2 separate regions of the Mus musculus genome follow, and region 1 is linked to region 2. Evidence: chromatin loops called from intact Hi-C (ENCODE). Cell type or tissue: left cerebral cortex. All regions are shown on one strand. Links, peaks and the distances in the headings refer to the core of each region. The heading gives the core; the rest is flanking DNA.

The links. Peaks named below come from ENCODE experiments on the same cell type or tissue, not always from the same donor. Only the 100,000 strongest peaks of a DNase experiment are listed, where the experiment ranks them.
Region 1: it touches region 2 in a loop (4-fold over the local background); 27 of 42 quality-filtered maps call a loop at or near these places.

What each region holds. Positions count from the first base shown.
Region 1 is chr4:100,727,728-100,730,642 of GRCm38, reverse strand. No RefSeq gene overlaps it. Among named protein-coding and RNA genes, the nearest start is that of Gm46888, 40 kb to the right of the region's middle. In left cerebral cortex, for the core only: a CTCF peak has its summit at 1,563 (motif pointing left); a DNase peak (open chromatin) is centred at 1,574.
Region 2 is chr4:100,989,448-100,992,362 of GRCm38, reverse strand. It overlaps Cachd1 (cache domain containing 1), which reads right to left. Exons shown (of 27, transcript NM_198037.1): 22 at 2,868-2,915; 23 at 1,388-1,539. Among named protein-coding and RNA genes, the nearest start is that of Raver2, 78 kb to the left of the region's middle. In left cerebral cortex, for the core only: no CTCF peak of the experiment used is centred there; a DNase peak (open chromatin) is centred at 1,248.

The DNA of each region.
Region 1 (2,915 bases), core at 148-2,647, 260 kb after region 2:
AGTTGGCCTCATTCCAGAGATGCAAACTTGGTTCAGCATTCACATATTCATAACTGTAATTTAGTACATAAGTACCCATAGGGTTAGAAACCATAGAGCGTATCAATTTATACAAAAAAAGGCCTTCAGTCAAATTCAATGTCCCTTCAGAATAAATGCTTTGAGGAAACAAGGAGTAGAAAAAACATATGTCAAATATGGTTTTCTTTGTAACTTTTTCTTGACCTATCATTAGAAATATTCTAGGCACTTTGTCTGTGATTTCCAATTTAATTCCATTGTAGCCAAACTACATACTGTGTTTAACATCTACTTTTTGGCTGTGCTACTGGGGTATTCAGGGGTACCTGGGTACTCAGGAAAAATATGTAAAGTGAAAACATGCGACACTCGAGGCTTAAATAGACACACTTCATTATGTGCAAATAACTCTTGAAAAGAGAAAAAAGAAGTTGTGAGTAGGAAACCTGAAGAGCCACCCCATGTAAATGTGTGCAGGACAGCAGTCATCAGGTCAAGCAAGTTTATTTGTCTGTCTATCTATCTATCTATCTATCTATCTATTTTTGAGACAGTGTCTTTCTATTATGTAGCTCTGGCTGTGCTAGATTAAGCCAGGTAGACCAGGCTGGCCTCAAACTCCCAGACATCCACCTGCCTCTGCCTCCCAAGGGCCACTACACATCTTAACCATAATTAGATCCTACACCACACCTCTTAGATTAGAAAGATGAAGTGACAACATCAAAGGTTGAAAAGTGTTACTATGAGTGGAATCACATCCCACCAAAAAAGATGCACCTCTCCTGTGTGTGAAGAAAGTGGTTGCAAGATGGAACTGATGAGGACATTTTGGCTCGAGGGAGCCCTACAATCTAACCCATTCTGTTTTCATAAGACGCGTGGCTGATCACAGGACATCAGGAGGAACATCACATGAGGATAAAGGTGAAGATTAGAGTCCTGACCTCCAAGCCAAAGATCACCAGGAGCTACCAGAGCTGGAACGGACCCTCTGCTCCTCCAGGTTTCAAGGACAGCATGGCTTTGCCAACTTCTTGTTATTGGACTTTTAGGATCTACAGCTGTGCAGCAATAGAAGTTTATTGTTTGCAGCCACCCTGGGGTTGCAGTGCTAGTAAACACAGGTGGGAAGCAACTGGAGTTCTCTTCTACCACTGGCGACGGTTTTAAACAGCCATTTCTCATTGAGGTCAACAAACGCTCATGCAAACCCAGCAGTTCTGCTCTTAGGTATTTATCTAAGGGCAATGAGCTTCCCATATTTGCACAAGATGGTTCATTGTGAGTTTTGTTGTAACAGGCACAAACCAGAGCTAAGTAAATGCCCGTGGGAGGAAGGAGGAGACCAGTATTTGTAATCCTGGATTTCACTGAGGGATATTAAGGATGAGCCATGCACAAGTGCAGCAGTGTTGATGAGTTTCAGGAGCTGTTTGCAGCTACAAGAAGTTAGACATAAAGAAACATCATTTAACTGAATAGTAGGACAATCAAAGCTAATCTCCTTTGGCAGAAGTTGGAAAAGTGGCTCCCTCTGCAGGACATCTTAGGAAGAACCATTAGGAAACACTCTAGAGGGAGGGAAACACCGCTATGTATGTATGTAGGCATGCATGTATTTATTTATTTATTTTAAGATTTATTTATTATTATATGTAAGTACACTGTAGCTGACTTCAGACACACCAGAAGAGGGCATCAGATCCCATTACAGATGGTTGTGAGCCACCATGTGGTTGCTGGGATTTGAACTTAGGATTTTTGGAAGAGCAGTCAGTGCTCTTACCCACTGAGCCATCTCGCCAGCCCCCTCCGCTATGTATTTATTATACTCTAAGGGTTAGACCTTTGCTTTTGTGTATTTTAAGTGAGTATCCATGGTATTCAGCTTTTCTTTCCCCTCTCTTATTGGAATGTGGGAACAGAATCTACGGTAGCTATGATGACGTCTGTGAACAGTAACTTTCTGTTTTTTGTTCCCTTCTTTCTTTAGAGGTAATCGGCTAGAATATATGAAAAAAAATAGTTTTATTGAGTGAATTGTCACTGGATAATTTTCCCCAGAGACGATCATTTTTTTCTATTCCTCTCTGTCTTTCCCTTAGTTTAAACCCACCCTGGATAAATCTAGGACAAGTGGTATGGCTTTCCAGTTGTGCTTAGATAGCAAATAGTCTTGTTCCAGCATTTCAAAAGCCCATGCTAGCCTAAGAATCACATGACTTCAGCTTGGTCCAGGGTAACAATCAAACCTCAAACTTCCCCCATGTGAATGTCTGCCCTGTGTGTGTGCCTGTGCTTGGCCCTGGCTCCTGGCTCAGAGGTCACTAAGGATCTAGTCAGCTCCTGGTCAGATTTGCCATCAGCTGGGCTGTGTGCTTAGTCTGTGTTCAGTCACTGGCTGCTTGTCTGACATTTGTCCAGAGGCCAAGGATAGCAAATCCCACTGCCCAGGAACCAGAAGGGCAGCACCCAGCATGCGTTTCTCTCCGGAGAAGCCTCCCACCACCTTCTGTAAATCCTCTACTCCAAGACAAGATCCTTCTGTCCACCCTGATGCCTTGCTCTGCTGTAACAAAGTTACACAAGGTTCTTGGCCTACTGTGGTTGTTCTCAAGTGACACAGCAAAGTCCCTTTTTTTTTTTTTTAATTTAACATCTTACATAATTAATCTCTTTCCTCTCCTTGTCTCTCCTATATTTTTCCTGTTGGTTTTGTCACAATGGGCTTTGCATTTCAGTTATTTTTGTCCATAGCTGACTCCCTTTAGGAGATAATCAAGCTGTTGGAGATTTCACTTTGCCCCCTGCCCACAGTTTAGAAGGGTGCAAATGTGGTCAGTATCAAAGACCGAACAGGTAGCTAACCAAAGCTGCTCTCTCAGGTCCAT
Region 2 (2,915 bases), core at 207-2,706:
ATGAACTAAGGGATATGAAGTACACACGTCTATGGTTCACAGGCCACGTTGCAGAGGTGTGGCCTCCTGCAAGCACAGACAATACCCCTCTGGAGTATATTTGTGTGAACGGTGCCCTTATCTGGTTCAGCAGTAACACAAGAACTCAAACCCACAGCCCCGTAGGAGAGAATATAGCCTCCCTTCAGTCAGGGTAGATGTGTAGACATTTAAAAGCAAGATACAGGGCTGTAGAGACAGCTCAGCTGTAAAGAGCCCTGACTACTCTTCCAGAGGTCCTGAGTTTTATTCCCAGCAGGCACACGGTGGCTCACAACCATCTGTATTTGGAATTGGATGCCCTTTTCTGGTGTGTCTGACGATGACAACAATGTACTCCTATATACAAAATAAATAAATAAACCTTAAAAAAAAAAGCAAGATACAGATGGTCCCTAATTTGTGATGATTTGACTCATTTGTCACCTTCATGATGGTAAAAAGTAATGAAGCATTCAGTAAAAATGGCTTGGGCTTTGGAATCTTGGGCTTGGAATATGGAAGATAGATATTCTCTTGATGCAGGTTATGGCAATTCCCAATCAGCCCTGGGCTCACAAGGGTTAAAAAACCAGCACTCTGTGGTGAACTGTTCTGTTAAGTTATTTAACATTCAGCAGGCTGAGTGTATTAAAAAACATTTTGACATTTTTTTTTCAACCCATAATAGGTTTATGGGGTCACAACTGTATACCAAGATGAGAAACGTCTACATTCACTAGTGGCTTAGATACGGTGACTCAAATTTGCCAGCTAAGAGCAAGGGCATGCTGCTGATTCTGGGAAGACACTGGAAAAAAAAATCCAATGATAAATAGAGTCTTTGGTAGTATCTTCAAGAACTGGTGACCTGATCCCAGGGGGCTCTTCATATGGTGTCTTTGTCCATACCCTAAGCTGCTATAGCAACCCTAAGCAGCCTTGGCATCTGCTGACCTCATTGCCCTAAACAGTGGTGGGTAGCTGAAACCTTGTAAGGTGGGAAGGGGAAAGGGAAGGCTCGGGGATGAGCTAGCACACCCCAGGCAGGCCCTGTGCTCTGACAGCTGGGATGCACATCCAAGCGGACTCGAGTTCAGCCATGTGGAAACCAGGCCAGAGTTTCTTAAAGTCAGCTTCATGGGAATGAATTCCAGGCTTGCAAAATTTGGCAGCATGGTTGGCTGCTCACTGCACAGAGTGTGTAGCCAGCTCTGAAGGTAATTATCTGCCTTGGGTTTTTTTAACTAAGGATGACTGGGCAAACGAATCAGGGAAGCTGGGCAAAGGATGATTAATGTTGGTCCCAGGATACAGGCAGAAAATTGCATTCAAGAGTCAAATCACCATGGATCCCTAGTCAACATACCGATGGCTCCCATGTCATCAACATAGGGACTTTTGGCTCCCACGATCCCCCCGAAGCATTCTTTCTGGGGCGCACAGTAGGATTTGTCCAGGTGAGTCTTTCCATCACTGTCCACCACACACCATTCGCAGTCCAGCACACCGAAACAGTCCCTGGCAGGTTGACAATGTTTAAGGAAGCAGTATGAGCGGGAGGGCGGGTAAGTTGGCCTTTAGTCAGATCTCAGGGCCCCAGCTTTACTCCAGCTCTGAATGGCTGCCTGTCAAGCCCCTTTCCTTGTCAAGTGGGGAGAGCAGTTTTTAACCTGAGGGTGGCTATTGCATGCCTCTCGGCCACAGGACAATGAGAGAAGGCCAAGTATTCTGAGTTACCTTACAACCTCCACGTGGGAATTAGTGTGGTCTTATTCAAAGTCATCTCAGAAGATCAAAGGCAAATGGCCCCAGGGTTGTTTGGTTTTGGTCTAACATGCCCCATGTGAGTGGTCATTATGTTGGTTTTTGTTGGAAAAGGAAGAAATAATAGACAAATACATTCAGGAAAAGAGTAGTCAGTCTGTTTAAAAGAGCTTTCCTAACAGCCAGTCTCCTGAGCCGCGTGCATAGTGAGGCTCTTAAAAAATTACACTGGTGGCAATGCTACCTGCTCCTAAATGTAGCGTGACAACCCATGTTAATCAGTGCTTGGGTGACCCTTTCCTCAGCTCAACCAAAGACGAGGCTGACATGCCCTCTGTGCCCTCGCTTGGCCTGATCCACATGGTAACCAGCAGGCAGAGGGAGGGAATTCCCTCCTCCAGGTCTGCCATAGCCTCTGCCCCATGCCTAGTCCAAAACACCCAGAGGGGAGCAGCCTGCTGCAGGGGACACAGGGCTGGTAGTTCTCAGAACTACCCTGGAGCAGATCTGTTTTCGGAGAAGGGAAAACTAATGAGTTCTGCAATACTTCCCAGAGAAGCCTTGATGGCTGCTGGGTCCTGTTTGGAAGCCCAGATCCTAATCCCTTGCAACATCTCTTGCACTTTGCTTATTGAAACAAAATGACCTCATACACACAGCAGAGGCCCTTTTCAGCCTAGAGCAAGAGTCAAATACCTGTAACCAGTGGGAATGAAAGAGTTCATCTGTGAGACATAAGGCTCATGGTGTAAGAACCATACTAGCGCCCCACAAAGGACATCTCCTTAAAGCATGAAGGATAGGGAACCAAGCACTGGCTGCAGAGGCTCAGTGGGGTTGCTAAGCACTGATCTCAAGATAGTCTCTCCCTCTCTCTCTCTCTCTCTCTCTCTCTCTCTCTCTCTCTCTCTCTCGTGTGTGTGTCAGTTCTTGATACAGGGTTTCTCTGTATAGTAGCCCTGGCTGTGCTGAACTCACTTTGTAGACCAGGCTGGCTTCACGGAGATTCTCTTGCCTCTGCCTCCCGAGTGCTGGGTTAAAGGCATGTCCCACCACACCCAGCTTTCAGGAAGGTCTCTTACCCACTTTCCATCCTCTGGTTACATCTGCTGTTGACACACTGCTGCAGG